Linked DNA regions of Mus musculus: regions 2 and 3 are each linked to region 1. The links are chromatin loops, found by intact Hi-C in ENCODE. Cell type or tissue: left cerebral cortex. All regions are shown on one strand. Each heading gives the region's core, and the rest is flanking DNA. Links, peaks and the distances in the headings are about the cores only. Region 1 holds the start of Gm40090 (a long non-coding RNA gene). Region 2 holds the start of Khdc4 (KH domain containing 4, pre-mRNA splicing factor). Region 3 has its middle 21 kb from the start of Rit1.

Region 1 (10,438 bases), core at 1,470-9,469:
AATACCCAAACATAGAAAATAAACAACAACAACAACAACAACAAACAACAACAGGGTCTGGAGAGATGGCTCAGTGGTTAAGAGCACAGACTTGTTCTTCTAAAGGTCCTGAGTTCAAATCCCAGCAACCACATGATGGTTCAAGATCTGTAACAAGATCTGATGCCCTCTTCTGGAGTGTCTGAAGTTTATTTATTTACAGCGTACTTACATAAATAAATAAATAAATAAATCTTAAAAAAAAATAATAAAACAGCAACAACTAGTTGGGAGATGATGGCACATGCCTTTAATCCCAGCACTCAGGAGGCAGAGACAATTGGATCTCTGTGAGTTCAAGGCTAGACAGGGCTACACAGTAAAAAAAAAAAAAAAAGAAAAATTACAAAAACAAACAAATAGTTGCAGTAGTTCAGAGGCTGAGGCAGGTGAGTTTCCATGAATTCTTGAAATACTTGGGTTACATAGCGAGGTCCTGTCTCAAAACCCAAAATCTAGGATTGTAGCTGAATGGTCCAACATTTTCCTGGCATGTGTGAGCCCCTGGGTTTGACATCCAGCACTGTAGATGTTAACAAGGCAGATATGGCCTTGACACCTAAGGTTTGCCGTGATCTATCCTAAAGGACCCCTCCCGCCTCCTCCCTTCCAGGGCTCTGAGCATTAGACAGGCTGTTCTTTTCTCTTCTTCCTGATAACTTTGCACACAGCGGTGTTAGTGTCTGACTGTGACTTTTTATTTTCTCTTTTTGTCTCAAGATAAAACTGCAGGTCACCTTACACAATGCCTATTTCTGCTTCTGTCTTTCTAGGTCTTCACTCCAGGAAGCCCTAAATAACATAACAGTGGCAACAATAGAATGTGTTCCTAGCATGGGAGTTATGTTAATTGCTTGATGCATGTTGCTCTCATTCATTCTCTCTCTCTGAGAACGGGTCTCTCTATGTAGCCCTGGCTTCCCGGTAACTCTCTACACAGACCAAGATGGCCTCTGCCTCGAGTGTGTGTGTGTGTGTGTGGGGGGGAGAGGTGAGCACCTCTGTGCCCAGCTATCGTCAGTATCTTAGCATCCTTGATATTCTCGTAGGATAAGTAGATAGGTGTCTTTTTTTGGGAGGTGGGGGTGGTTCAAGACAGGCTGTGTAGTTCCGGCTGTCTTGGAACTTGTTCTATAGACCAGGCTGGCCTCAAATTCACAGAGATCTCTCAGATGGCCTAGTGCTGGGATTAAAGGCATGTGTCCCCTCTCCCCCCACCCCCACCCCCCGTTAAACCCTAAGTGTCTTTTTTTTTTGTTGGTTTGTTTTTGTTTTTGTCTTTTTAAAAAGATTTATTTATTATATGTAAGTACACTATAGCCATCTTCTGACACTCCAGAAGAGGGCATCAGATCTCATTACAGTTGATTGTGAGCCATCATGTGGTTGCTGGGACTTGAACTCAGGACCTTCAGAAAAGCATTCAGTGCTCTTACCCGCTGAGCCATTATTCCAGCCCCCCCCCCCAAGTGTCTTAATCATGATTCTATTTCTGTGAAGAGACAGCATGATTGAGGCAACTTATAAAAGAAGGCATAAACGGGGTGCGGGAGCAGTAGCTGAGAGTTTATGTTTGATTCACAGGCAGGAGACCGAGAGAGGAGGTGGGGAGACACTGGAGCTGGTGAAGGTTTTGGAAACCTTAAACCTACGCCCAGTGACACACCTCTCCAACAAGACCCCACCCATTATTCTTTCCCAAACTGGGGACCAAACACTCAAAATATGAGAGTCTATAGAGGCTCTTTTCATTGAAACCACCACAGTGAGGAATGCCATTCTTGTATTTTCTAAGACAAAAGTGAGAAGAGAAAGAGGAGGAGGAGGCAGTAACAGAAGCCCAAGACCATTCCTGCTTAGGAAGGTTGTACTTGTAAACCCAATTAAACCACAGTTACACCTGAAAGAAGCATGGGGTTGGCTTTGAGCGACAGCGCCCCCTGCTGCATACATTTAAAGTTCTCCCCCTAGTTGTTAGTCATTGGTCAGCAGCTTAGTCAATGAAGTCACCAGAGAGGTGGAGACAGTCCAGGGCAGTAAGGGGTCAGGAAGATAAATCAAGGGACAGCTTAGTGTTTTTTCCTGCCCTGTTACTTCATTTCAAGCGCCTGTTTTAGAATCTCCTATGTGTGTCACCGGAAACAGAGATGTGACCTCATTGTCTACTTCCTTGTTTCTTCAGCCATTTCCTGAGGAAAGCGGTCTGGGGAAGGTGGGAGGGAGCAATGGAGAGAACAAAGAGAGAGCCAACTCCTGGAAGGTGTCCTCTGACCTCCTTAAGTACGCTGAGCCACACATGCATAAATAATAATAAAGGAGCCACTTGTTTGAGCACCGTTCCACAGCACATGCGTGGAGGTCAGAGGACATTCGGGAGTCTGTTCCCTGCGTCCACTGTAGGATCCAGGCATTGAACTCAGGGAGTCAGGCTTGCAGACAAGTGCCTTTACCCACCAAGCCACTTCACCAGGCCCACATAAGGACCTTTTCCCATTACATTACCAACCTAGTAGCTTTTCTCTTCTCTTGGCCTGACTCTAGCCCCACTCAAAGTCAGCCTGCATCTCCTGTTTTGCTTTCTGGAGACTCCCAGTTAGTAATGTGTGCTGGCCCACTGGTAGACAAAAGTTTTTTTTGTTTTTGTCTTTGTTTTTATTTTTGCTGTGTTGTTGGTTTTGGGTCTGTTTTTTTGTTTGTTTGTTGTCTGTCCTGGAACTTACTATGTAGATCAGGCTCTTCTTGAAGGCCCAGAGGTTTGCCTCTGCCTCCTGAGGGCTGGATCTAAACTTGTGCACTGCCTTACTCTTCCTGGCCAAAGATTTGATAAAATTTCTCTTGCAGCATTTGACAGTTATGTGTGCATGCGCGCACACACACACACACACACACAACTATAAGGACAGACTCAGTATCTGCAGTATCTGCTTTTCTTAGCATGGCTGTTTTCAATATAGATGCTCCATGAGGGATATTAATGAGCAAACAAGAACTTCTCTTTATAGTTTTCATTCTGAAACAAGGTTTCACTGTGTCCTTTAGCTTTCAACTTGCTTTAGTGCGCACAGTGGCCTTGAACTCTGGATTTTCCCGTCTGCCTCCTAAGTGCTGAGACTGCAGACATGTGCCGCCTCTGCCAGCCAGGCTCTCTTCACTGGAAAGAACAGTGTATTAAGAGCTAGAAAAGCCAAGTTCTAGACTTGACCTTGCATGCAGCGGACCTCATGATCCTGAGGCAGGCATTCTTTGCCTCTGCCTCTGTCTCAGCAAAGGGAGGGGTAGGAGATGCTTAGCAGCCTGGCTGTGGAGATGTCCCCACTCCAGGATCTTTTCTTTCTTTCTGTAGTTCTGGCTAGCCCGGAACTTGCTACGTAGACCAGGCTAGTCTCAAACTCACGAAGATCAGACTGCCTGTTTTTAGAGTGCTGGGATTAAAAGTGTGTGCCACCCACACCCAGCTTCTTTATTTCTTTAAAAGACAGGGGCCTCAGGCTGGAGAGATGGTTCATCGGTTAAGAGCACTGGCAGCTCTCCTAGAGGTCGTGAGTTCAATTCCCAGCAACCACATGATGGTTCACAGCCATTTGGAATGGAATCTGATTCCCTCTTCTAGCAAGCATGAAAACAGAACACTTGGCTGGCAGTGGTGGCGCACGCCTTTAATCCCAGCACTTGGAAGGCAGAGAAACAAACAAAGAAAAGAAAAAAAGAAAACAATATTAATATACATAAAATAAATAAATAAAACTAAAAAAAGGAAGTAAAAGACACAGCCTCTTTCTTAATACAAGCTAATATGAAATTCAACATCCAAGCCAGCCTAGCCTGACCCCACTCAGGGCCATCCCCATGAACCTCTTGAAGGATGAGAATTACAGGCCTGTAGCACCATGGCCTCCAGGGTTCTAGAATTTTGCTCACCTCTTTCTTTCTTTCTTTCTTTCTTTCTTTCTTTCTTTCTTTCTTTCTTTCTTTCTTTCTAAGATTTATTTATTATTATACATAAGTACACTGTAGCTGTCTTCAGACACTCCAGAAGAGGGCATCAGATCTTATTATGGGTGGTTGTGAGCCACCATGTGGTTGCTGGGATTTGAACTCAGGTCCTCTGGAAGAGCAGTCAGTGTTCTTACCCACCAAGCCATCTCACCAGCCCTCACCTCTTTCTTCTTGATTCAGGGCTGTCTCCGAGTACCTTCCATGAACAGATCGGTCCCAGGGGAGCCCTTCATAGGTGAAGACCCAGTGCCTCATGGTCTCCCTCAGTGCTGCCCAGCTGCTGTGGAATCCAGAGAACAGCTGGAGGAAGTGGAGGGGAGGGAGGAAAACCAGGAAGACAACAAGGATGGCTTCCACACATCACTCCTTAGAAGGTCCGGGGCTTTCCGTGCCCGCAGTTACACTACTGACTCCTTCAAAAGACACAGTTGGGGGCCTGGCAAGGAGTTCCAGGATCCAATAAGCAGGTGAGTCCCCAGGGCACCTTCTGACCCTCCCTTGCTCATCTGTAGACCTTGGGAAGAGTGTTCAGAAAGGCACATCCTGGTGTCATTGCCCCACCCCCACCCTGCCACCAATCTCTCTGGAGAGACTCGGATCTCTGAGGAATGAACGGAGTGGAAAGCTCTCCTGGAGAATCACAGCCCAGCCTGTGAACAAGCTTGGGAAATATGGAGCTTCTAAAACAGGGGTCTCCACAGTGGCACTCATTCCCACGGATGGCACCACCAGCAGGTGGGCTCGGGAGGAGAACTGGGTGGGCACCATCTGAGTTCCATAGCCCCACACAACGGAGCAAAAACGACGACGACGACAACTTGGAGATCATATAATCTAGCCTCTTCATTCTACAGCCAGAAAATAGGTCCAGAGAACGTTTAAGAGGCTTCTTAATGTAAGTGGGTACTGTTCCCCAGGTGTCTGCCACGCTGCTGGCTTCAGACTGAGGCGGACCTGTCTCTTGGACAAAGCTGCAGCCAGAAACAGCAGGGGTTTATGTTTACTAGTTTGTCAGTTGGTTTTTGTTTTTTGAGACAGAGCTTCAGGTAGCCCAGGCTAGTCTCTCTCACGTACTGAGATGATAGAGATAGGCCACCCTGCTTGGCTGGGGACAGCTGCCCTCCCTCAGAGGTCTGCATATTCTTAGCAGGTTTGGGGAGAAGGACCCACGTCTTCCCTATCTCCTGGAAAATCCCTGACCACTTCCCCCAAATAGAGGAAGTTAAAAAGAGAAGGTCGGGGGAGGGGATTGTTCACATGAGTCCGAAGTGAGTCCAGCCCTCCCTCCCCCCCCCCCCCCCCATCCTACCAGCAAGGGTAGTCTCTTGACCAGGGCACGGTCTTCTTAGACATGCCCTTATCTCTGGTGAGTGGTTCAGCATTCTTCAGCTGTTGGGCATGAGCATGGACGGAGCAGGGCAGCGGCGGCGGGGAGTGGGGGTGGGGGTGGTCCTGGGACTTTGTCCCAACGATGGTTTTGTGGGAACTGGGTGAACAGCAATATCTTCCCACAAGGCTAGCTTGAGTGTCTTTTGTGACGTCTGCCTACAGTTTGAGTGTCTTTTGTGACGCCTGCCTAGATTCTCTGGGTGTCTCATTGTCACCACATTAATTCTGTGCCTCGGGTGCAGAGGGATGGAGCGCTGGCTTTCCCGTCGCTGAGATAAAGATGTTGTCACCTGACACCAAACCAGGAGACTTCAGCTTGCCCTGCCCCTCCGTCCTTTCTGGAGGGTAGTACCGCCTTTGTACCAGCAGGGGCCGCTCTTGTCCGAAGTCAACTGTGCTGAGACCGAGCCATAGTTTGGGTCTGAGTTGTGTGAGCCTAGGCTAACAGGAAGGGCTGGGCTGGGGGGCAAACAACAGGGCTGGGCTGAGGAACTGTTCGTTCCTGGTGCCCATCACTGACTACTGGCTATAAGGGTTGTGGTGGCAATGTATGTTTCAGGAGGAGACTGCAGTCATCGGAATGCCCAGGCTCCCAGGAAGCCCCCTTTCTACAGAGCCTCGAGGAATTGGGCACCCCTCTGGGAGCTCAGCAGCAGGAGCAGCAGCAGGGGCAGGAGCAGCAGCGTGGCCAACCCTTTCACCGGGTATGACAGATAGACCCCAGCTCCCCCTCCTGATCCTTCCCTGCCAGCAACCACTCTGTACTCTTCTGTTCCATCAGCTCTCTGTGCCCGGACCTAGCTCGGGCTCCATCTGCGCCCATCTGAATCTATCTTCTGTGGCCCTCTGTCTGCTTCCCTGTCTATATGCGCTGTCCCGGTCGCTTGGAAGCCTGCCTCTGTCTCTTTCTGTAACACTGTTTCTTCATTTCTATGTCTGTCTCTCTGTATTGATGCGGGTATCTCTGTCCCCTCCCTCTTTAAAGTCCTCTATCTCTCTGGAGGCTATGACCACTTCTTTCTGTGGGCCCTACAGTTCCCAGAGTTAGAACTGGACTTATCTGTGGGAATAAACTAGGCATCTGGTACCCTGAAAGACTCAGTAACTCTCTAACCAGAGTTTAATAGGAATAGCAATTGAGAAAGAATACAGAGCCTAGAGTGTAGGTGATTGCTGTGGTCACTGTATATCAAGGGTGAAGCCCTGTGCTTAATCCCCAGCAATAAAGGAGGGCCCTGGGAAGAGGGAGGTAGAGAGGACCCAGCCATTGCTCAGCTTTCTGGATGAGGAATATAACTGGGGAGAGCTGTCCCAGGATCTAAGGACCACCTAAGACACACAGGCTTGAGAGAACCCCCTGGCTTTGTAAGCTAGTGTCCTTCATGCTCTCAGCCCCAAGCCTCACGGATGAAGATTCCCCCCCCCCCCCAAACGCCCCTGCAGCTGGCAGATAACATGCCAGGCATGTAACGTGACTTTGGAAAATAGCTTTTCTTTTCTTTTTTATTTTTTTTGGTTTTTCAAGTCAGGGTTTCTCTGTATAGCCCTGGCTGTCCTGGAACTCACTCTGTAGACCAGGCTGGCCTCGAACTCAGAAATCCACCTGCCTCTGCCTCCCAAGTGCTGGGATCAAAGGCGTGCGCCACCACACCCGGCTAATAGTTTTTCTCTTCTGATTCTCTTCCTCTTTTGCCCAGACCCCCTTTCCCCTCATATGACTTAGCCCGTTTTAGTATTGTGATTTCGTCTCTCGTTCCCCTGAGGCTCCCCTGTTTATTGTGTCCTTTCTCCCATTCATCTGATCTATAAGACCTTTCCTTAATAGTCTCTGGGCCTTAGTGTTTGGGGTTCTTGTTTTTCCTTTTTGTGGTACTCCTCCAGAGCCTGCAGACCAAAAGTCTGACTCACTAGGGCTAGGCAGGGGCTGCAGACAGGCAGACAGATATTTATAAGCACAATCTCTTTCCACAATTGACCTTTTCACACTGTAAAGGAATTTACAGTGTGTGTGTGTGTGTGTGTGTGTGTGTGTCCATGCATGCATGCGTTCATACACAGGTGCATGCAGCCAACTCCTGGCTGGTTGCTGGCATCTGAATTTCTGGCCCTCTCACTTGCAAAGCAAGCACTTTCGTGACCACCCAGCCACCTCTGCAGCTCTGACCTCCTAAACTACAACTTGCCCTTTGCTCTCCAGCTCACGGCAGCTACGAATACTCTTCTATTTTCCCTTTGCTTTTGAGTTTATTTTATTTTATCCCAGATAGGTCTACTTATGTAGCCCAGGCTGACCCCCTTCATTCCTCCTGCCTTTGCCTCTTTAGCTCTGGGATTGCAGGCACACACTGTACTTTTTCTGCTTTGCTTTTGTTTATAAAGACTGTGTAGCCTTAGCTGGTCTGAAACTTGAAGTGTGGACCAGGCTTACCTCCAATTTGTGCTGCTTGTCCTGATTCTTAAGTATAGAGATCATATGCATGAACAACCACCTCTAACTCTGGCTTTTTTTTTTTTAATATGAGATTTATAAGTAACAAAACCAAAACCAAAACAAACAAAAATACTTCCCAAGACTTACAACATCATCAATATCTTCATCCCTGCTGACTGGCTGACATGTTCTTCCTCTCCTTCCTTCCTCCTTTTCTTCTCTCTCTCTCTCTCTCTCTCCCCCTCTTTCCTTTTTAAAAATGTGTCTATTGAGACCGGATGGCACAGACTGGCCTGGAACTTCTTATAGAACAGGTTGGTCTATAAAGGATTTCCAGACTGCCTTTGCTTCCCAGTGCTGGGATTAAGGTGTGCCACCAACCTCAGACTAACTTTTTTCTTTTTCCTTTTTTTCTCCTTTTTTTCTTTTTCGTTTTTAATATCCATCTAATTATGTGCCTGCACATACGCACATGTGCCACTGTGTCTCTGTGGAAGTGGGAGGATAGCTTTCAGGTGTTGGCTTTCTCCATCCATTATACAGGCTTTGGTCAGCGCAGGCTTTATTCACGGATGTCTCTTTGGGGCTCCCCTTTTCTTCATTTCCTTCCTGCTATAGGTAACATCATGATGAATTTTATCATTCCCCTTTATAAAATTTGTTTTTTTAAACAGAAATGTATATTTTACTGACAACATAATATGTTTTTAATGGCTGAATTTTATTTATTTATTTATTTATTTATTTATTTTGGTTTTTCGAGACAGGGTTTCTGTGTGTTACCCTGGCTGTCCTGGAACTGGCTATGTAGACCAGGCTGGCCTCAAACTTAGAAATCCACCTGCCTCTGCCTCCCAAGTGCTGGGATTAAAGGCGTGTGCCACCACTGCCCGGCTTATGGCTGAATTTTAAAGCAATGATGATATTTTATAAAATGTTTTAGATTCTTCTTTTTCTTTGTTCTGTTTGAGACAGAGTCTAGGCTGACTTCAAGCTTGTGATCTTCCTGCCTAAACTTCCTCTGTACTAAAGTTACATGGGTGTATCCTCACCCCAACAACATAGCTTACAAGCAACTCTTATTTAATCTCTGTGTTGTTGCAAATTGTTACAGCCATTCATTCATATTTTATTTATACTTCCTTTTTGAGACAAGAGTCTTATGTAGCCCAGGCTAGAGTGGAAGTCTCTATGTGGTGGACGATGACCCTGAACTCCTGATCTCCCAGTCTCTATCTCTTAAGTGCTGAAATTATAGGCATACAGCACCTTGCTGGTTCCCTGTGGTCCTAGGGATGGAAGCCAGGGCTTTGGTGATGCCGAGCAGGCACTCTACTGACTCAACTACATCCCTACATCTTTAACCCTATACTTTTCCCCTGTAAGTTTATTATTATGGGCAGCATACCAAGGCTCACTCATGGAGGACAGAGCATAACTTTGTGAGCTTCCTTTCCCTCCACCATCCCATGGGTTACAGGGATGAGACCCAGGTGCAATCTTGACACACGACACATCACCTGCACCAGCCCTTGCTGTGTTGGTTATTTTTTGTTTTTCTAGAGTATTTTTTTCCCCTGCAGCCCTCACTGTTCTGGAACTCACTCTGTAGACCAGGCTGGCCTCAGATTCACAGAGATTCACCTGCCTCTACCTCCCAAGTGCTGGAAATAAAGGTGTGTACCACTGCTGCCTGGCCACTTTGTTTTTTAATTGTTTATTTTATTTTAATCTTTTCTTTTTCTTTTTTTTCCTTCTTTTTATTTTTTTAATTTTTTTTTTTTTGGTTTTCCGAGACAGGGTTTCTCTGTGTAGCTCTGGCTGTCCTAGAACTCACTTTGTAGACCAGGCTGGCCTCAAACTCAGAAATCCACCTGCCTCTGCCTCCCAAGTACTGGGAATAAAGGCATGTGTCACCACTGCCTGGCTTATTTTAATCTTTCATATTCTTTTTTTTTTTTTTTGAGACAGATTCTCTATATTATGTATCTCTGGCTGGCTTGGAACTCCTTATGTTAGACCAGGTTGGCCTCAAATTCACAGAGATCTGCTTGTCTCAGCCTCTGAGTGCTGGGATCAGAAGCATTCACTGCCACACTCGGCTCAATTTTGTTGCCTTTGAGACAGGGTTTCTCTGTGTAGCCTTGGCAGTCCTGGGATATTTTTTATGAACTAGGCTAGTCTTGAACTTGGAGATTTGACTGCATCTGCCTCCTGAGTGCTGGGACTGAAGGCGTGCACTGCCACGACCCAGTGTACCTGGTCTTTTTTTTTTTTTTTTTTTTTTTTTTTTTTAATGGTATACATATGTTGTGGGTATATGCAACTAAGTACCATGTTTGAGAAGGGCAGAGGAGGGGCTTGGATTCCTGGACCTGGAGTTACAGGTGATTGTGAGCTGTCTGCCAACATGGGTTCTAGGAATAGAACTCCAGTCCCCTGCAAGAGCAGTGATCACTCAGAAAGGCAAAGCCATCTCTTTCCAGCCCTAACCTTTGTTGTTTTCTCTCTCTCTCTCTCTCTCTCTCTCTCTCCTAAATATCTCCAGTCCATAGATGAACAGTGATAATAATGTCTGGGCAG
Region 2 (10,438 bases), core at 988-8,987, 80 kb after region 1:
CACAATGTCATAGCAAACTCCCTACCCTCTCTTTGGGAATATCTTTTTTTTTTAATTTTTTTAAGATTTATTTATTTATTATATGTAAGTACACTGTAGCTGTCTTCAGCCACTCCAGAAGAGGGAGTGGCTGATCTTGTTACAGATGGTTGTGAACCACCATGTGGTTGCTGGGATTTGAACTCTGGACCTTCGGAAGAGCAGTCGGGTGCTCTTACCCACTGAGCCATCTCACCAGGCCCGATGTGAATATCTATCTATCTTGTAGATATATCCAGTCTGGGCTTCTTAACTCTTTTTTTTTTTTTTTTTTTTAAAGATTTATTGGTTATATGTTAGTACACTGTAGCTGTCTGTCTTCAGACACTCCAGAAGAGGGAGTCAGATCTCATTACGGATGGTTGTGAGCCACCATGTGGTTGCTGGGATTTGAACTCGGGACCTTTGGAAGAGCAGCCGGGTGCTCTTACCCACTGAGCCATCTCACCAGCCCAGCTTCCTAACTCTTAATTTTGATTGATTGTGGTGTTCTGTTATCATCTCTATTTCAAAGAGTTTCCTTGCCGGGTATGGTGGCGCATGCCTTTAATCCCAACACTCGGGAGGCAGAGGCGGGTGGATTTCTGAGTTCGAGGCCAGCCTGGTCTACAGAGCGAGTTCCAGGCAGCCAGGACTACACAGAGAAACCCTGTCTCGAAAAAACAAAAACAAAAACAAAAACAACAACAACAAAAGAAGAGTTAAAAAGAGTTTCCTTGGGGGCTGGTGAGATGGCTCAGCAGGTAAGAGCACCCGACTGCTCTTCCAAAGGTCCTTAGTTCAAATCCCAGCAACCACATGGTGGCTCACAACCATCTGTAACAAGATCTGATTCCCTCTTCTGGTGTGTCTGAAGACAGCTACAGTGTACTTACATATAATAAATAAATAAATCTTTAAAAAAAAAAAAGAGTTTCCTTGATTTGGGGTGAGGACTACACTCTGGGTGATAGGATAGGTATTTTATTGGTGTTAGGAACTAAACTGGTTTAGTAAAGTGGCCTGTAGAGGAATTTTAATTCAGCACATGGCTACTCTGACAAGAGATTGCCTAGAGTACCTTCTAGGTCTGTGTGGTCCAGCTGTAATACAGACACACCTTTAATCCTAGGAGACAGACGCAAGCAGATCTCTGAGTTCAAGGACATCCACATATAGAGCAAGTTGAGGTAAAGAAAAACTTAGGTCCATTAAGGAAAAGCTTTAAGCCCAGAACTCAGGAGGCAGAAGCATTCTGATCTCAGAATTCTAGTTCAGTTCCATTCAATCAGTTCATGGAATTCAGAGGCAGTTTTACCAGGAGAGTTTTACATAGTCAGGTTGAAGAGAGAACAAGATAGACCCTGGTAAAGACAACCAAAATAGATAATGAGAAGAAGCCAGAAGATTAGAATAGATTGCCAGGGTTAGTTTAAAGCCTATCAGAGCAATTCACAAAGAAGTAGAAAGAAATCAGTCAACTAGGAGAGAAGTTTTAAGCCAGCCAGCCAGCCAAGTTGAACCAGGTAGCCAGAGTTCAGAAAGAACTAGAAAGGGAACACTTATTCAACAGTAAGTCTCAGAGGCTGAAATCATGCTAGGCCTAGATAAGATTGTACAGAGGCTAAAAGTTTTCAGGACCAGGCCTAGGTTAGCAGATCGAGGCAGTATGTCTCAGAGATGACAAGTATATCAGGTGAATAAAAGATACTTAGGTTTACAGTGGTGGTTGTAGGTTCACGTCCTTTCACATAGTATCAGCAAGACCTCTTAGAGAGAGAGAGAAAGACAGAGAGACAGAGAGGGAGAAGAGGAGGAGGAGGAGGAAGAGAAAGAGGGGAGGAGAGAGAGAAGAAAAGAGGAGGGGGAGGAGGAAGAGGGGAGGAGAGGAGAGAGAGAGGCAAAGGAAGGAAAGAAAGAATGTAGAATCAAAGTTGCTTTGCCATGCTGATTTTAGTCGAGCACATGACTCAACTATTCAAGCCTGGTGTTCTTCAGGCAAGTCTGTTTCCTCAAGACTTATTTACTTTGTGTGGTGTTGGCAACTGAACTTTGGACTTAACTCTGCTCCACACTGGTTCGTCCTGCAATTCTTTCCCAAGTCAAAAAAGCCAAAGACTCTTTGGAGTCTAGCCCTAAAAGATCAAGGGAGCACCTCTCACACTAGTGTGGTTGACACCACAGAGCAGTGTCTTCATCCCTACCACAAATGTATATTTATTTATTATGTGCCCAAACTCTCTATTATTTAGCTTTTAAGTGAATTTTTTTTTTTTTAAAGATTTATTTATTATTATATGTAAGTACACTGTAGCTGTCTTCAGACACTCCAGAAGAGGGCGCCAGATCTTGTTACGGATGGTTATGAGCCACCATGTGGTTGCTGGGATTTGAACTCTGGACCTTCGGAAGAGCAGTCGGGTGCTCTTACCCACTGAGCCATCTCACCAGCCCCAAGTGAATTTTATTCTATGAATTATGTCGGAATGTAAGTATTTCTATAAGCTAGCATTCTGGGTTTGTTTGCTTTCTGTTGGAAGAATACTTGCATAAACGTTAAGGATCTGTTTTTCAGATTCACCCAAAACTCCTTAGAATTCAAAGCTTTTCAGTATATTGAAGAGGCAGTCAAGTGTAAACACACAGCCCTCAGAGAAGGGGATTTCATAACTTTTGATTTTTAATCTCCATTATGACAGTTCTTAGATCAGAGAGCAACTTTCCTTGTGTGCTCCAGGGATCTAACTTACATCGTTGTTTGTCTACTAGCACCTTCGTCTGCAGGGCTATCTCTCAGTCCCTGGCTTCGTTTTTTTTAAAAGCTCCACCTCGCTGAGCAGTTTTTCTCCAACTTTACTTGTTTTATAACAAGTTGTCCAAGTGCTTACGAGTTTGCCAAAACCAATGTTTTTGCTCATGGCCACCAGAACAGCCCCCCCCCCCCCATGCAGCGGGCTGACTGGAGCTTCCTATCCCTAAGGGTGGGTGGGTGGGGGACCCAAAACAAAACAAAAAGAGAAAGAAAGAAAAGGAAGTTGTGCAAATGACTTTGGAAAGAATCATTTCCTTTTTTCATAAGCTGAATCGAGAAGTGCGCTGAAGTCGCCGGCAGGGTTCTCCTCCGCTACAGGCTGGGACTCCACGTGAGCAAAGAGAACGCGGAGAAAGTCGGCTTCATTTTCTGACTTGTCTTCCAGGCAACTCGCTTGCCCACAATAAAAATGGATTCTCCTAGCCCGCAACTCGCTTTTAAACCAGGCCCAACAACCATTTTTATTAAGGGCAAGAGAGCAAGCCGGAGAGTCGACAGGCAGGCACTCCTGTCACTGAGACGCCAGACGCTTTAAATCACCGAGGGTCCAATCGGAATCAAGAGTCCTCACCGGACCCGCCTTACCTCACGGCCGGAAAAGGCCGTGCGTCAGCGCGTTGGGCGGAAGTGGCGGGAGGGCGGTGGTGGGTAGTTGGCGGGTGGTTGACTGGAGCAGGCCGCCATGTCCGCAGGGAGCGCGACACATCCTGCCGCTGGCGGGTAAGGGCTTCGCGGGCCAGGCTGGGGGCAGCGAGCACGGGCCCGGGGCAGGGAGACCGGCGAGGCTGCGTGTGGGCCGGACGGGCCGTCTAGTAGGACGCGTCCGGATGCCGAGGCCGGGGTTCTGGAGAGAATGTTGAGCTGGCCTCGGGCGCCCGGAAAGAGGCCGGCCGCGGTGCGAGAGGGAAGGGAGGGAACTCGGAGCCTTTTAGAAGGACGAGCCAAGGAGAAGGCGAACGCAGAGCGTTCCCGGCCGAGCCGAGTCTCCGGATGGAAGTGACTGGAAAGGAAATGTTTCGTAAGGGGATCGGAATAAGGGGAGTGGGACTGAGCTTTAGATAGGAATCTCGGGCACGTCTCGGGACCATGGCAGGCGACGCGGGATGGAGTGTACGAAGGGGGAGACTACACAAAGGAAGGCCGTGGGCCTCAGGATTTCCCTTTTCCTACCTGTAGGCGCCGCAGCAAATGGGATCAGCCAGCGCCAGCTCCGCTTCTCTTCCTGCCGCCAACGGCCCCAGGTGGAGAAGTCGCTGGCAGCGGGGCGAGCCCCGGGGGCGCCACCACCGCCGCCGCTCCTTCAGGAGCCTTGGATGCCGCCGCTGCCGTGGCTGCCAAGATCAATGCTATGCTCATGGCCAAAGGGAAGCTGAAACCATCTCAGAATGCGGCCGAGAAGGTATTGCGAGCGCTAGACGCTCTGCGCTTCGGGATTTTCTTTTTCCTCCCCTTTCTTCACCTTTCAGTTGCTTGGTCATTGGGGTTAATGAAGATGAAACCGGTTAGAGTGAAGATCACGTTTGGGAGTATTTAGATGATACCTTGTTAAATTGTTCCTGCAAGGCAATGAATGGGCTTTGGTTTTTTTGTTTCAGGCAGAGACTCTGTATATTTAGACCAGGCTGGCCTGCTTGCAGAGATGCCTCTTGCCTCTGACCCCCCAAGTGCTGTGCCCCATCATTGCATCCTGAAGTCAGGCAGTTTTAATTGATGTAGTTCCCTTGTTTTGTTTTTCGAGACAAGTCCACGTAGTCTTGGCTGTCCTGGAACCGTGGTTTAGCCTCGAACTAATGGGGAGATATCCGTCTCTGCCATCTACGTAGGATAAGGACATGCGCAGCCACCACCTGGCTGGTCTTGTTACTTTTATGGACTAGTTTTTGTGCTTAGAAACTTAAACTCAGTTTTTTTTTATGGATATTTGAGGCAATATGTTTTTGATCCATGAAGTTCTGGTATATCAAGTCAGTGTTTTAAAAATACTCATTTGTATGTATGTCTCTCAAGTGTCATAGGATTTGGGGCTTGGCAATGTGAGGGATTGAACTAAGGTCATCTTGCTTGGCAGTAAGTACCTTTATGCTCTGAGCATCTTGTTGACCCTCAGTGAGTGTGTTGGTATGACACACACAGTGTTTGTCATCAGGAAATGACATAGCCGTGGTGAATGTGGGAGGTCGGAGGATAGCCTTGGTATCAGTCTTCACCTTCCACCTTGTTTGAGTCCCGAGTCCGGGTCTCTGTTTGCCGCTGTGTTTATATTAGGCCAGGGATTCCTCATCACTGTCTTCCATCATGCTGTTGGGGCATTGATATGACATGCCTGATGCGTGCTTTTTGGAAATTAAAACTCACATCCTCATGCTTGTGTGGTGATCACTCAAGAGCCAAAATATTTTTTAAAAAAATATGTCTTGTAGCTGGGCAGTGGTGGGACATGCCTTTAATTCCAGTGTTCAGGAGGCAGAGGCAAGTGAATTTCTCCCTGTCTCCAAAAAGGAGATGAAAAAAAAGCAGCAAAAAAAGTTATCTCTCATTAGATCTAAAATATATATTTTAATGACTAAACACAATGAAATATGAGCTAAAAGTGGAGAAATAAGTTGTGTTTTGATCTCAGACAAGTTGAGAGTATTATTTGGTTATTTTCATCTATTTACAGTGTAATTAAATCTTTAAACTGAAGCTTTGCTTTGCCATAAAGTGTAACAAAATGTTAAGTTTGTAAAAAGTTGAGGTGCTAGAGAGATGGCTCTGACTGCTCTTCCAGAGGTCCTGAGTTCAAATCCCAGCAACCACATGGTGGCTCACAGCCATCTGTAATGAGATCTGACACCCTCTTCTGGTGTGTCTGAAGACAGGTACAGTGTATTCACATAAAATAAATAAACCTTTAAAAAAAGAAAAAGTTGCATAAATACAGCCTCCTAGTGCTTGAATGAGGTGTATGGGTTGTTGTCTTCTTTTTACAATTTTACTCCATAAGTAGTCAACAAAGTGATCTGTGAAACATCATAACTCTGACCGTCAATTTATCTTCTTGTCTGTAGTTTGTATAATACTATAAAATTTTATTAGGTGGCTGAAGCATACTGATTGTTGTTGTTTTTTTGTTTTTGTTTTGAGGCAGTCTATCCAGAACGTGCTCTCTGTCCTGGAAGGCTACCAGGCTGACCTTGAACTTAGAGAGACCCTCTTTTCTCTGCCTCTCATACTTACCCCACAGTGTGCCTCCTATGCTTCTGCCTCCCAGTGCTATAATTAAAACTAATGGGAACTTTTAGACTTAAGTCTCTATCAGGTAATTTTACTATGTCTGTGGGCTTTTGCCTACATGTATATGTGTTCACCATGTATCTGTCTAGTGTCTGATTCCCTGAAACTGAAGGTCACAGATGATTGTGAGCTACCATGTAGGTACGGGGAACTAAACCTATGTCCTCTGGAAGAGCAGTGAGGGGTTTCCCCTATCCCTGTTTTTTCTGTATATCCATAGCTGTTCATAAACGATTTGTAGACCAGGCTGGCCTCAGAGATCCACCTGCCTCTTATCTCCCAAGTGCTTCGATTAAAGGTGTGTAACACCATACCTGGCTGACTGTCTCTAGCAACTCCTTGACATTTTTTAAAAATATTTTTTAAAAGTGTGTGCATGTCTCTGCATATCATGTATGTATGTATGTACACAGGTGCCATAGGACTACTCTGTGGAGTCTCTTCTCTACTTTATGTGGTTTTGGTCATTTGGGGTTTTTTGTTTCTTGACTGAACTTTGGCTGATAGATTGTGCATAGCAAGTGCCTTTACTGACTGAACTTGCCAGTCCTCTGATGCCATTTAAGTGAAGTTTTATTCCTTTTTTTATATCATTTGTGAAGAAAATCCAGCTAAAAACATTTTGTTGGTAGGCAAAGAAAAAATGGAAGGTAGGTGGCACTTGAGATAACTGTGAATCAGACAACTAAAATTATTATAAAGATTTTTAAATTGTTTTGTCTATTTTGTAGCTTCAGGCCCCTGGCAAAAGCCTAACTAGCAATAAAAGCAAAGATGACCTGGTGGTGGCTGAAGTAGAAATCAATGACGTGCCTCTGACATGCAGAAACCTGCTGACACGAGGACAGACACAAGATGAGGTGTGTGGGAATCGGGCACTTTGGGGAGGGTGGGAAGACAGTTAAGAAAGATGCTTCTGCACACAGGATTCCTGATTGGGGCTGGGTTTAACTGCAGAGGACAGTAACGAAACAGATGTGGAGGACTTCCCTCTCTGCGTTTGATACCATCAAAATTTCAGATAGAGGTCAATTTATACTTGGTGAAATGAATGGGAGAAGTAGTCTTCTGTTGAAATATCTTATACCACATTGTATTTTACATTTTAAAATTTCATAGTTAAATGTACTTGTGCCTTAGTCTTGTTTACCTTTTAATAGAATTTTGTGTCTTCTTTTAGATCAGTCGGCTTAGTGGGGCTGCTGTGTCAACTCGGGGACGGTTCATGACGACTGAGGAGAAGGCCAAAGTGGGACCTGGGTGTGTATCCTGTGGTTTGGGGACGGACAGGATGCCCGTGTCTTGTTTGCTTTTCTTAGGTAACCTGTGCTAAGAGTGTTTGGTTAGTAGCTTGAAGAGGAATGCTGTTAGATTTCATTTCACTTTTTTTTTTTAAATGATAAAAACTATGAAAGTTTATAATATGGTTAATACTTAAACATTTTTCCCCCCTCTTTCGAGACAGGGTTTCTCTGTGTAGCCCTGGCTGTTCTGGAACTCACTCTGTAGACCATGCTGGCCTTGAACTCAGAGATCCACCTGTCTCTGCCTCCCGAGTGCCGGGATTAAAGGCGTGCACCACCGCGCCCGGCGGAGTAGCTGAACTGTTAAGCTTCAGGTTTCACTGAGAGACTTTGCCTCAAAAAACAAAACAAAACAAGACATAAAACCTAAGAGTGGTCATTCTAGTCTAGAGATGGGTCAGTGGTTAAGAGTCCTTGCTGCTCTTGAAGATGACCTGATTTTAATGCCTAGTGCCACACTGTGATTTATAACTGTCTGTAACTCCAGTATAGGTGTTCATGGGCCCAAGTTTGCATATGGCCTACAGACATATGTGAATGGAAAAGGCTTATTATACACACATCTTTTTTAAAACAAACTTGAGGCATAACCACTGGCTTTCTTTATATCTTGTACACAGGAACAGAATCACACACACAGCCACACATACCTATCTCTTAACTATAGAAATAGTCTTTAAGTCTTAGTCATGGTAGTGAGCACCTTATGCATGCGAGACAGATGCAGGTAAATTTCTCTATGAAGCCTTGTCTGTGTAATGAGGTCCAGGCCAGTCAGTGCTATCTAGTGAGACCCACAAAAGGATTGTACTGTGTTTTAAGACCTACTCTCAGCCGGGCGTGGTGGCCCACGCCTTTAATCCCAGCACTCTGTAGGCAGAGACTGGTGGATTTCTGAGTTCAAGGCTAGCCTGGTCTACAAAGTGAGTTCTAGGACAGCCAGGGCTATACAGAGAAACCCTGTGGGGGTTGGGGGGACCTACTCCCATCTCCCATTGGAAACTGAACCTAGTGGTCTACATACTAACCATAGGCTCAAACCACTGAGCTAAATTCCCAGACCTTTCACATTTATTTCTTGGCTCTGTTACAGTTATAGGCTATGGTTACCTAGTTAATCTCAGTTTTAAGTTTCCCTTTTATTAATTAGTATATAAGATCTCTTTATACTGTCAGTTTTAAGACAGGGTCTCTTTGAAACTCTGACTGTCCTCCAACTTGGTTCATAGCTGACTTTGAACTCCTTTTCAGGATCCATTTCAAAAGTGCTGGAAAGAAAGGGAGAGGGGAAGGAGTATGTGTGTTAGTTCTCACATGTAAGGAGGCCACAAGTTGACATTGGGTGTTTTCTGTTACTTATCTTTTTGAGATACATGTTCTCATGGAACCTCCAAGGCACCATTCTGATTAGACTGGCTGACCTGTGAGCCCCCAGAATCTACACCAGGCGCCCCTCCAGGGCTTAGCTTTCATGGTGTTTACATTTAGTTCCTCATGTTTGTGTGACAGGCTTTTGTCGCTCTGACATATCACTACCTCCCTACTCTCTTCCTTAATGTGTGTAGGTGTGTTTATGTGCACAAGCCTTTTTTTTTTTTATAAAGATTTATTTATTTTGTTTATATGAGTACACCGTCGCTGTCTCAGACATACCAGAAGACAGCATCGGATCCCATCACAGATGGTTGTGAGCCACCATGTGGTTGCTAGGAATTGAACTCAGGATCTCTGGAAGAGCAGTCAGTGTTCTTAACCACTGAGCCATCTCTCCAGCCCTAGAGTATCTTTCTTTATCTTATATTTTTAGGTAGTATCTCTCTCTGCCTGTCTCTATTTCCCAACCTGGAATCATAGCACAGGTACTCAATTCCCAATTTTTGTTTTTGTTTTTGTTTTTGTTTTTGTTTTGTTTTGTTTTTGTTTTTTTGGTTTTTCGAGACAGGTTTTCTCTGTGTAGCCCTGGCTGTCCTGGAACTCACTTTTGTAGACGGAGGCTGGCCTCGAACTCAGAAATCCGCCTGCCTCTGCCTCCCAAATGCTGGGATTAAAGGCGTGAGCCACCAAGCCTGGCATTGCCCAGCTTTTTTTGTGGGTGCTGGGAATTTGAATTCAGGCTCACTTGCTTTCACAGCAAGCACTTCTACCTACCATGTTTACCATTTTACCAGGCTCTTTTTAAAAAAATTATTTATTTATTTATTATATGTAAGTACACTGTAGCTGTCTTCAGAAGAGGGGGTCAGATTTAATTACAGATGGTTGTGAGCCACCATGTGGTTGCTGGGATTTGAACTCAGGACCTCTGGAAGAGCAGTCAGAGCTCTTAACCACTGAGCCATCTCTCCAGCCCCTTTACCAGGCTTCTTAAGTATTTTTTTAAAATAGAGTTCACTTTGTTTTTTTTTTTTTGTTTTTTTTTGTTTTTTTTTTAAAGATTTATTTATTTATTATATGTAAGTACACTGTAGCTGTCTTCAGATACTCCAGAAGAGGGCGTCAGATCTCATTACAGATGGTTGTGAGCCACCATGTGGTTGCTGGGATTTGAAGTCCGGACCTTCGGAAGAGCAGTCGGGTGCTCTTACCCACTGAGCCATCTCACCAGCCCCCTAGAGTTCACTTTGTTGCCCTTTTGGCCTCAAACTGATGGTGATCTTTTCACCTCAGCCTTTCGAGTGCTAGGGTTATAGTTTGTTTGTTTGTTTGTGTTTGTTTTTTGTTTTGTTTGTTTTTTGGGGTTTTATCGAGACAGGGTTTCTCTGTGTAGCTCTGGCTGTTCTGGAACTCACTTTGTAGAGCAGGCTGGCCTCAAACTCAGAAATCCGCCTGCCTCTGCCTCCCAAGTGCTGGGATTAAAGGCATGTGCCACCACTGCCAGGCTAGGGTTATAGTTTTGAACCACCAGACCTGGCTCTTAATTTGTATTTTGTATGTATGTATGTACCTACTTGCTTGTCTTTGTGTATCACTGTGTCTGATGTCCACATGTGTGTAAGTCTCCATAGTGACCAAATAGGATGGACCGTTT
Region 3 (10,438 bases), core at 1,637-9,636, 130 kb after region 1:
AGATGGGGGTTGCTCCAATGAACCTTCCTAAACAGGTCCATTTCCCATGTATTCTTTCTTTTCCACTACCTCTGGTGGATAGTGTTAGAAGGAAGGTTAAAGCATTTAAGAACCACCATTAAAAATAGGATTTGAGTGCTGGGCGTGGTGGCACACACCTTTAATCCCAGCACTTGGGAGGCAGAGGCAGGCAGATCTCTGAGTTCAAGTCCAGCCTGGTCTACAAAGTGAGTTCCAGGACAGCCAGGGCTATACAGAGAAACCCTGTCTACAAAAACGAAAACAAAAAACCCAACAACAACAAAAAAGGATTTGAAAAAAATTAAAGTTGCATTCCCCCAAGCAGATATGGTAGAACACACCTTTAATTCTAGCATCCTGAAGGCAGAGGAAAGCAGATCTGTGTGAGTTTGAGGCCAGCCTGATCCACAATAGTAAGCTCGAAGCCAGCCAAGATCACATAAAACAAAAAGTTTGTTTTTAATTTTAAAGAGAAAGAGCCAGATGTAATGATGCACAAATATCATTCTAGCCATTGGAGGGTAGAGACAATAGAGACAAGAAGATAAAAGTCAGCCTCTCTGTAATGAATTCAAGACAAACTGAAAGTACAAAAATAGAGGTAACGGAAGAAGCAAATTGAAGAGAGATGACATCGAACCCAAGTTTGCATGTAAATACGCAATACACAATTTGTAGTGTTAGAACTTTGACAATTTCAATTTTTAAAAAAGATTTATTAAAAAAAAAAGATTTATGGGCTGGAAAGATGGCTCAGCGGTTAAGAGCACTGACTGCTCTTCCTAAGGTCCTGAGTTCAATTCCCAGCACGCACATGATGTCTCACAACCATCTGTAATGGGATCTGATGCCCTCTTCTGGGGTGTCTGAAGACAGCTACAGTGTAAACATATACATAAAATAAATAATTGTGTATATTTGTGTGCCTGTTAATTTGCATGCCCCACACTTTTGCCTGGTGGCTAAGAGCATTAGCCTCCCTGGAACTGGGATTACAGGTGAGTCACAATTATGAGTTCCCCTGATGTGAATGTCAGGAACTGAACCTGTTATTAGCGTTCTCACGCCCGGCCAGGAAGAACACAGCAAACCAGAATCTTCTGCGGCAAAACTTTATTGCTTACATCTTCAGGAGCAAGAGTGTAAGAAGCAAGAGAGCGAGAGAACGAAACCCCGTCCCTATTAAGGAGAATTATCCTTCGCCTAGGACGTGTCACTCCCTGATTGGCTGCAGCCCATCGGCCGAGTTGACGTCACGGGGAAGGCAGAGCACATGGAGTGGAGAACCACCCTCGGCACATGCGCAGATTATTTGTTTACCACTTAGAACACAGCTGTCAGCGCCATCTTGTAACGGCGAATGTGGGCGCGGCTCCCAACATGAACCTGGGTCCCCTGCAAGCGCAGAGCAGTTACACTTTTAACTACTTAGCTATCTCTCTAGTGCCTCCAGTCTCAGGTTAGAAAGAAGGACACATGTGCTAGAGAGATGGCTCAGTGGTTAGGGTACATTCTGCTCTTCCAGAGGACACCCACGGCTGCCTGTCACACCAGCTCCAGCAATGCCTCTAGCCACCATGGGCACCTGCACTCCACGATCATTCCATGTGCACACATGCATGCACACACACACACACACATACACACACACACACATGTGCAATTAAAAAATAATAAAATAGGAATTTTACTTATTTTTTGTTTCCTGGAACAGGCTCTTGATATGTAGCCTTGGCAAGGCTGATGCTTGTTGGTAGCCCAGGTTAGCTTCTGACTCAGTGGGCTTTACCTGGCTTCAGGAGGCGGGCACCACCACTCCCAGTGAACATCTTTTTGCTTTTTAACTTTCAGGAGTTAACTCTGACAATCACTTTAAAAGATGATTCAAGATTGGAAATGTTGGATTGTACTACTGTTAGATATGCTCAACTTGAAGATTTAAAATTGTTCCCTGAGTTTCATCAGCTTAACTGGTGCTGAAACGTAGGTGGTGTGGCCGTAAAGGAGGTCGCACAAAATGTTTGCTCTTTGATTAAGGATTCTTCAGTGTGCCCTCCAGATCTCACTGTACAAACTAATTTTATTTTCTTCCTAGTAATTATGAAGTAGGTGTCATTTGAATTAGGACCCAACATTAGCAAGCCTGTAGGACTCAGTCCTTCAGAGAACATTTCTCTGGTGGAGTGTGAATGATGCCTGTGCGTCTTGGTGAACTGTCTCTACCATGTCCCCTTGGGACAGGTGACTTGAATTGACTTGCTTCGTGTTCAGTAAGAGTTTGGGATCAAATCAAGCCTGGAGGAATTAACACAGCCTTTAGCTCTTAGCAAAATACAGTCAAACTGTACGTGACTAAAACCAGCTTCATAGTCCTGTAGTCCTTAATTGCTTCTTAACTGAAGGCTGCTGCTGAGTTGGGCAGGCAGAAAACATAGACTCTTTTATGAGAAGGCACTGCATGAGCCAGGAGTTCAAGACCGTTGTAGGCAACATGAGTTCCAGTCAGAAAGGAGAACTGGGGTGCTGGGGTGGCAGCCTCGTTGACAGAGCAGCTGCCTTCTGTGCAGGAGGCTCTGAATTCCGTACAGCCAGGCACAGTGTGGGTGCCCGAGTTTCCTGAGTAGGTGGTAGAGGCAGGAGGATCAGAAGTTCAAAATCATCCCCAGCTGTATAATGGATTTAAGGCTAGCCTAAGCAATATGAGACTGACTAAACAAACAAATATGGGCATGGCAATACACACCTGTAATCTGAACACTTGGAATCAGGAGTTCAAGGTCAGCCTGGACAACTTAGTGAGATCAGTCTAAATTTTGGTTTGGTTTGGTTTTTTTTTTTTTTTTTTTTTTTTTGGTTTTTCGAGACAGGGTTTTTCTCTGTATAGCCCTGGCTGTCCTGGAACTCACTTTGTAGACCAGGCTGGCCTTGAACTCACAGAGATCCATCTGCCTTGCCTCCTAAGACCCACCACCACTGGGGGGCGGGGGAACCAATATAAAGAAAATCACCAGACAGACGAGACAGAAAGGGCTTACTTCTTGGGATGTTCTGAAATTCCTAATACGTTTTTTTTTCTTTAAAAAAAGTTTTAAACATAAATCTATTGCAGGTATTATTATCATCCCCCTTCCTTTTTTTTTTTTTTTCAGCTGACCAAATTTTAAAATAAAGTTGCGTTGAGACAAAGTTACTGAAATTTTAGTTTTGTCTCGGAATCACTTTTTAAAAGTGTGTGTGTGATCCTCAGCGCATGTGATGGCATCATGAAGTCACCCAGTTTTCTGAACAAAAGCTGCTGGGATGGGGACACTCCACTTCCTGCCCTGGCTGGAGATTTAGTGCAATGTGTTCTGAGCCAGAACACATTTAATTAGCCCTAACACCTCCCACTGGACACCTGCCCTCAGAGGTTTGTGGAGGTGAAGGACAAGATCAGTGCCACGGACAGGGGCAGCATAAAAACTGCTCTCAGCCCCTTAGCTGCATCTGTGCTGGCTGGAAGGCTTCTCACGCACCTGCCCTGAAGGATGCCAAGAGACTGGGAATATGGCTCAGTTGGTCTGACCACAAGGGCCTGGTTTCTAAAACCCACATTTACAAAAATCTGTATGTGGTGACTCTTACTTGATGCTGGTACTGATGAGACAGAAACAGGCAGGTTCTAAGGGCTTGCTGGACAATTAACCTAGCCATCTTGTAGAGCTGTAGGCCAGTAAGAGACCCTGTGTGAAAACACACGGTTGGATGGTACTCAAAGCTGACCTCCGGACTCCTTGCACAAATAAATGTGTACACACAGAGAAGCACTTGGAGAGCCTCACCTAGACTCCCTGACCACACCCACTTTCACTTTTCTAGAAAATTTGTGGGGCACTGCCCATTACCATTACCACATGACCCTAAACAACTCCCAGTTTTGAGTTGGACCCAAATACTTCACACAAATTCTCTACCACTGAGTCACACCCCTACCTCACAATGTCCACTCCATTTTGTTGCATCAGTGTCAGGGATCAAACCCAGGGCTTCACAAATGCTAGGCATGTGCTATACCAGGGAGTTCTGTGCCTGGCCCTCGGCCAAACTTCTTTTGAGACGTGGACTTAGAATAAGAAAGGAAATATGAAGCTTTTTATGTTTGCTCTGAACCAGCTTCTGGGAGGATACTGTGTCCATTGCCTTTGTGCCGTTATTGAGCCCCTGCTGCATGCAAGTATTGACAGCGGGGATTAGAAGGGAACACACCAAGCTGGGCATGGTGGTGCACGCCTTTAATCCCAGCACCTGGGAGGCAGAGGCAGGCAGATCTCTGAGTTCGAGGCCAGCCTGGTCTACAGAGTGAGTTCCAGGACTGCCAGGGCTACACAGAGAAACCCTGTCTTGAAGAAAAAAAAGAAGAAGAAGAAGAAGAAGAAGAAGAAGAAGAAGAGAAGAAGAAGAAGAAGAAGAAGAAGAAGAAGAACAAGAAGAAGAAGAAGAAGAAGAAGAACAACAACAACAACAACAACAACACACCATTCTCGAAGCTTTGCTTCTGTGCTGTGGAGTGAAAAATTCTGATTCTGAAACGCAAAATGTGATGAGAGATTCAGATAAATGTGATGAGAGATTCGGATCCACCCTGGGAGTAGGGGCATGGGGAGAGAGCCGACTGTCAGCCACTCAGTAATTGGTCACTAAGTGCTAGGCTGGAAATGTCTGAGAGGACACTTGACGGAAGTGCGTCTACACAACGGCAGTCACCTGGGATGTTCTTGAGGACACTGGCGTGGAGAGTCTGAGTACAATCTCACTTTCATTAATTCCCATTCACTTAAAAAAAAAGATTTATTTTTATTTATATGAGTATACTGTAGCGGTCTTCAGACACACCAGAAGAGGGCATCAGATCCCATTACAGATGGTTGTGAGCCACCATGTGGTTGTTGGGAATTGAACTCAGAACCTCTTGGAGAGCAAGTGGTCAGTGCTCTTAACCTCTGAGCCATCTCTCCATGCCCCCCCCAACCTTCACCTTTTTAATTTTTGAATTACACTTACTTATCCATCATTTCAGGTGTGGGACTGGCATGGCATATAGAAGTCAGGAGTCAACATGTGGGAGTCAGTTGTCTGCTTCCACCATGAGGTTCCAGGGATTTGGTCACTCTTCAGCCTTGGCAGCAAGCAGCTATACAAAGTCATCTCACTCTTGCGCGCGCTGGACTTGACCAGCTGCAACAGGATCCTTCTGCACACGTTTATTGGGAGAGCTTGATTGCAGAGGCGAAGAGACCCCGAGCCCAGAACTGGTGCTGCTTTTATAGGCCTAGGAGAGGCGTGTCTCACACCCGGATTGGTTATGCACTATGCCTCATTTGCATGTTCCTCATCTGATTGGCTACTCTCTCTCTCTGTACCTCACAGAGCCTCATTATCATACCTCATTTGCATGTCTCACATCTGATTGGTTATACTCTCAAAGCCTCATTATCATGCCCGGGCCAGGCAGTGTCTTTGCAAAAAACTTTACTGCATATGTACACATTGGTTGTTTGTCCAAACTTATGCGTGGTGGCCAGCAGTAGCCAACTGCCACTCTGCAACTGCCACTCTGTAACTGCCACTCTGTAACTGCCACTCTGCAACGGCTTCCCACATCTCACCATTAGGGTTTGTTTGTATCTTAAATCTCCACCATTAAAATGGTTGAAAAATACAAGGCCAGCTTGGTGATAAAGGCACTTCCTGCCAAGCCTGACAACTTGAGTTAGGTTTCTGCTATGTGGTAGGGACAACCAGCTCCCTGGAGCTGGAGAGATGCGTCAGAGGTTAGGAGGCTACTCTTTCAGAGGAACCAAATTCAGTATCCTTTCCGCACATTGCTGTTCACCACCCTCTGAACTCCAATTCCAGGGGTCCAGTGCCCTCTTCTGGCTTCCTCGGGCACTGCACATACACAGTGCACAGATGCAGACAAAATACATAGAAGAACCAACTTCCAAAAGTTGTCCATGAATCTCCCCATGTGTATGTTGGCACACAGATGACAGCACTTTACCTGTGCTGGGACTGCAAATACAGAGGCAATCAATTTTATAAGTCTTTGTGCTCAAAATTGTTTTTAGAAAAATAGCTGCCAGGCCATGGGACAGAAGAAGCCAGCAGCCCCGGCACTCAGGAAGGACAGGGGTTCAAAGCAGAGGCTGGCTTTGCTGCAATGAGACTCCCATCTCCAAAACAGGAGAGTGGAGTAGGGGAAGAGCTGTTTGCATGTCAGAAGCCACTGTTCTTGAGGCTTTGACTGACGCAGTAGCTGCTTGCCTCTGTCAGTCACAAGCGTCAGCACGCCACTGAGACCAGGTCGGGGCTTTCCTAGGAAGGCTTTGGCAAGGAATGGGCAAGAAAAGTATCCCGAGGGGGGAGGCAGGAGGTCCAGGAAGAAACAAGGTTGTGTCCCGCAATCATGCATGCCCACCCCGGGGACACACTGTTCCTCTCCAGCACCAGTGCTTACTTCCCCAAGGACTCGACATCTCCTCAGGGCAGTCCTTCAGCCACAATGACCCCTCCTCTCTTTCAAAATTGATTCAGAAATCCCTATGACAGAGATTGGTCCAGCCCAGGACTATAAGGAAAATTGATATTAACCTTGAAGAAATTACTTAGGGGATGTCACCTTGTTTGAGGAGAGGAGAAATCACTCTGGGAGTTAGTTGTTGGTTTTGTGAGATGGGTCTTATTTCTTGTTCTGTAGCTCAGGCTAGCTGAGAGCTCACCTGCACTGTGCTCCAGGTCCCCAGCTTTCACCCATGAGCTGTCTCTCATGTTGGGGTGGACTTTGATGATGCAGCTGTCTTTCAGTCATTTCTGCTCTTGTTAAGTTATCCCTTACCCATATCTCCTTAGGTAATCCCAGAATAAAATTCTTTGATTCACCAACCTGGACTTTGGTAGTGGTATAGTAGGCTCCTTATTTGGGTGAGTATGTTGTGTATCTCCCAGGAAAAGTCTGTCACACTATACCCAGTCCTCTTTATGTAATTGGATGCCATGTTTGTGAGAGATGAGTCTCACTTCTCATTCTGTATCTCAGGCTAGCCGAGGACAGCTCATAGCATCCCCTTGCCTATTTCTCCCAAGTGTATGACTGTATCATGAGAGTGCCTGGTGCCCACAAAGGTCAAAAGAGGATGTTGGATCTTCTGAAACTGGGATATGGGTGGTTGAACCCAGATCCTCTGCAAGAGCAACAACTGATCTTAACTGCTGAGCCATCTCTCTAGCGCCAACACCCAGTCCTTAAAAAAAAAAATAGTTGGTGGGTTGGAGAGATGGCGCAGAGCCTAAGAGCACTGGCTGTCCTTTCAGAGGTACCGAGTTCAAGTCTCAGCAACCATGTGGTGGCTTGTAACTATAATGAGATCTGGTGCCCTCTTCTGGCCTGCAGGCCTACACACAGGCAGAACACTGTATAGATAATAGGTAATAAAATCTTTTTTTAAAAATTAATATTTAGAAAAAAATTAGCATGGTGACACACACCTTTAATTCCAGTACTCAGGAGGCAGAAGCAGAAGCAGGAGGATTTCTATGAGTTGGAGGTCAGCCTATTCTGCATAGAGAGTCCCAGGACAGCCAGGGCTATATAATGAGAACATAATCTATAAATTAATTAATTAATAGAAAATAAAATAAGAACAAAAGGAGGTGGGATTTTCCCCAGCTGTAACCTCAGGATTCAGAAAGCCAAGGTGAGAGGATCACTGTGAGTTACAGACCAGCCTGGAATATAGAATATAGAGCAAGACTGCTGAAGTGGAAACTTAAGGGTTCTTTGGAAAGTCAGTTGTTTTGTGTCACGGCACTCTGGTGGAGTCAGCTTGACAAAGCGAAAGCTGGGAAGCTGGTTCATGAAGCAAAGAGTTTCAAGGAAACCCCCTTCCCGGGGTCTGGCATTTTCTCCCTAATCTATATAAACCATAAAATTAATTTTTCCATTCCCGCATTAGTCTAGTGTATGGATCCACGTGCTCTTTATTTAGTATTACCTTATTGTAAATGCCTTTTAAGATTGTATCCTGAATTAGCTAAAGCCTTTCCCAGTGTTCCAAAATTCCAGTTAGCAGCAAGGAGTTTAACCTATTCAGTAACTAATTAAGCACTACAATAAAATCATAGCCATTAACTCAGTTGTCTATAGTAAGAGACTAAAATTCTCACTAAGATAAAAATTTCATTACAAACTACATTCCATACCAAGAGTAAGTTAATACACTATCCTAGTAATGAGGATCCTTCAGACAAGATAATTAAACAAGGCCTAGAGAATTTCGGGGTCAGTGACACTACATTATTCTTGAGGCGTGTCAAGAGTTAACAACCCTGGTGCTATTAACACTAAGTGTAAAACTCTTGCCTGGCAGAAGGTGCTAATCTCTAGTGTAAACATTTATCTGGTCCCTACAAATTCCCTTTGACATCACTCCCCTTGCATCTGTGCTAATCTCTAGTGTTAAACATTCATCTGGTTCCTTTTGAAGTCACTCCTTTTGCACCTGGAAAAATTCAATGTGCCTTATTCTGTTATGATTTGCAATTTACTCTGTATTATAAAAAGTCTGAGGCTTGACTGGAACATTACATTCAGATCCAACACCTTTCTTGTGTGTGTGTCTGTCTGTCACCCCATCCGACTCTTTGCCCATCTGCTTAAGAGATCCCGTTCCACGAAGACAAGGGGCCCAGAGGGTCTGCGGCAGTTTTAGATGGTGTTTTGCTGGGGCAAACATGTGAAAGAGTGTTTTCCTGAAGTGGCCAATGTTAGCAGCAGCAGCAGCTCAATCCACTCGCAAACACTTCATGGATACACCAGCAGTCCTGTTGGGTAGAGTCAGGATAGTAAACACGAATCAGCAGTGGTGGTACCAACTAGCAGAGACAGCCAGGCCTCAGCCTTCACACAAGTCAGCAGGAGGGGCCAGGGCCAACAAGCATTGCCCAGTTAGCTCTACACGCAAGCCAAGCTCAGCCTCCGACGATAGCCGGTGAGTTCTATTTGTACCCTCCAAACATCATGTGTCTTCCATGGATCTTGTCACAGTGTGTGAGTTTGTCTCAGTCAGTCTGTCAATCAGCCCAAGTCCAGGAAAGCACCAAATACGCTGTGTCGTACCACCAGAAGTTTTTTGGTGAGTTTCTCTCTATGGAGTCCCGACATATGGAGCTTAACTTCAAGATGTAAGGCGGACCAATTGTGTGTCGTTAGCAAAGAATCCTTCATCGCGTGTCCTTTCACGTGCTTGCTTTAGCAGAATGCCCTCTCTACTGTGTCTGCTTCAGTGAAATGTTCCTTCATGAGTCTGCCTTAGCCTCTCCCTTGTGTCCACTTTAGCTAAAAGTTCCTTCACGTTTGCCCCAGCAAAACACCATCCAACCGACTTTCCAAAGAACCCTTGTTTCCAATTCACTGTCTTAAAACTAAAAAAAAAAAGAAAAAGAAAGAAAGAAAAACTGATGTGAATGACTCTGAAAGAACAGAGCTTCTGCTGCTGGTTTTCTCTGTCCCTTATGGGGACACTGTTCACCCAGCACATTAGGAAAATGAGTTCTGATGAAAACCCAGCAGTCAGGAAGTGGAGGGAGGGGACAGTGAGCTTGAAATCAGCATAGTCTAAAAATCAAACAAACCAAGAAAAAGAGTGAGGCACTCCAGCCTCCATCCTCTGGAGGCAGAGAGGCCACAGCCACCTTCTCAGCATCTCCTCCCTGGAGTACTGCCCAGTCCTGTTTCCTGTTTCTGCAGAGCACCTCAGAGTTCTAAGTGTACATTTATCACAGTGATGTTTGGTTAATGCCTGTCTCCTGTTAACCATCTCTAACAGGACTCTTGCTTAGCAATGGCTCATATCCCCTAAGACTCGCATTTAGTGAATTACCTGTGTTGGCTTTTTTGTTTGTTTGTGTTTTGTTTTGTTTTCGAGACAGGGTTTCTCTGTATAATCCTAGCTGTCCTGGAACTCACTTTGTAGAATAGGCTGGCCTCAAACTCAGAATCTGCCTGCCTCTGCCTCCCGAGTGCTGGGATTAAAGGCATGTGCCATCACACCCAGCTGTGGGTTACCTTTTTGGGGCTGAAGTAAGAACGCAGAGGGAGCACTGCCAAAAAAAAAAAATTCTTTTCTTCGTTTGTATTGTTTGAGACCTGGGACAATTTTATTAAGAGTGTAAGAGAAGCCAGGCAGTGGTGGCACACACCTTTGATTCCAGCACTTGTGAGGTAGAGGCAAGCGGATTTCTGAGTTTGAGGCCAGCCTGGTCTACAGAGTGAGTTCCCGGATAGCCAGGGCTACACAGAGAAACCCTGTCTCCAAAAACCAAAAACCAAACCAAAACAAACCAAAACAAAAGAGTGTAAGAGAAAACAGGGCAAGCAAAC

What was found. A loop is a pair of places that touch in the nucleus more often than their neighbours do. Peaks named below come from ENCODE experiments on the same cell type or tissue, not always from the same donor. Only the 100,000 strongest peaks of a DNase experiment are listed, where the experiment ranks them.
Region 2: it touches region 1 in a loop (5-fold over the local background); 4 of 42 quality-filtered maps call a loop at or near these places.
Region 3: it touches region 1 in a loop (2.0-fold over the local background); 16 of 42 quality-filtered maps call a loop at or near these places.

What each region holds. Positions count from the first base shown.
Region 1 is chr3:88,601,812-88,612,249 of GRCm38, forward strand. It overlaps Gm40090 (a long non-coding RNA gene), which reads right to left and starts at 5,586. Exons shown (of 3, transcript XR_003954655.1): 1 at 5,345-5,586; 2 at 4,197-4,335. It also overlaps a transcript of Arhgef2 not described here. In left cerebral cortex, for the core only: CTCF peaks have their summits at 1,985 (motif pointing left) and 5,785 (motif pointing right); DNase peaks (open chromatin) are centred at 1,987, 5,188, 5,782 and 6,203; H3K4me3 peaks cover 816 bases; H3K27ac peaks cover 668 bases.
Region 2 is chr3:88,682,338-88,692,775 of GRCm38, forward strand. Khdc4 (KH domain containing 4, pre-mRNA splicing factor) reads left to right here and starts at 3,450. Exons shown (of 14, transcript NM_028814.4): 1 at 3,450-3,550; 2 at 4,007-4,229; 3 at 6,838-6,966; 4 at 7,287-7,366. The coding sequence starts at 3,513. In left cerebral cortex, for the core only: CTCF peaks have their summits at 2,298, 2,497, 4,018, 5,714 (motif pointing left) and 1 weaker place; DNase peaks (open chromatin) are centred at 3,359 and 3,946; H3K4me3 peaks cover 2,731 bases; H3K27ac peaks cover 1,814 bases.
Region 3 is chr3:88,732,919-88,743,356 of GRCm38, forward strand. No RefSeq gene overlaps it. Among named protein-coding and RNA genes, the nearest start is that of Rit1, 21 kb to the left of the region's middle. In left cerebral cortex, for the core only: CTCF peaks have their summits at 5,932 (motif pointing left) and 7,436 (motif pointing left); a DNase peak (open chromatin) is centred at 5,916.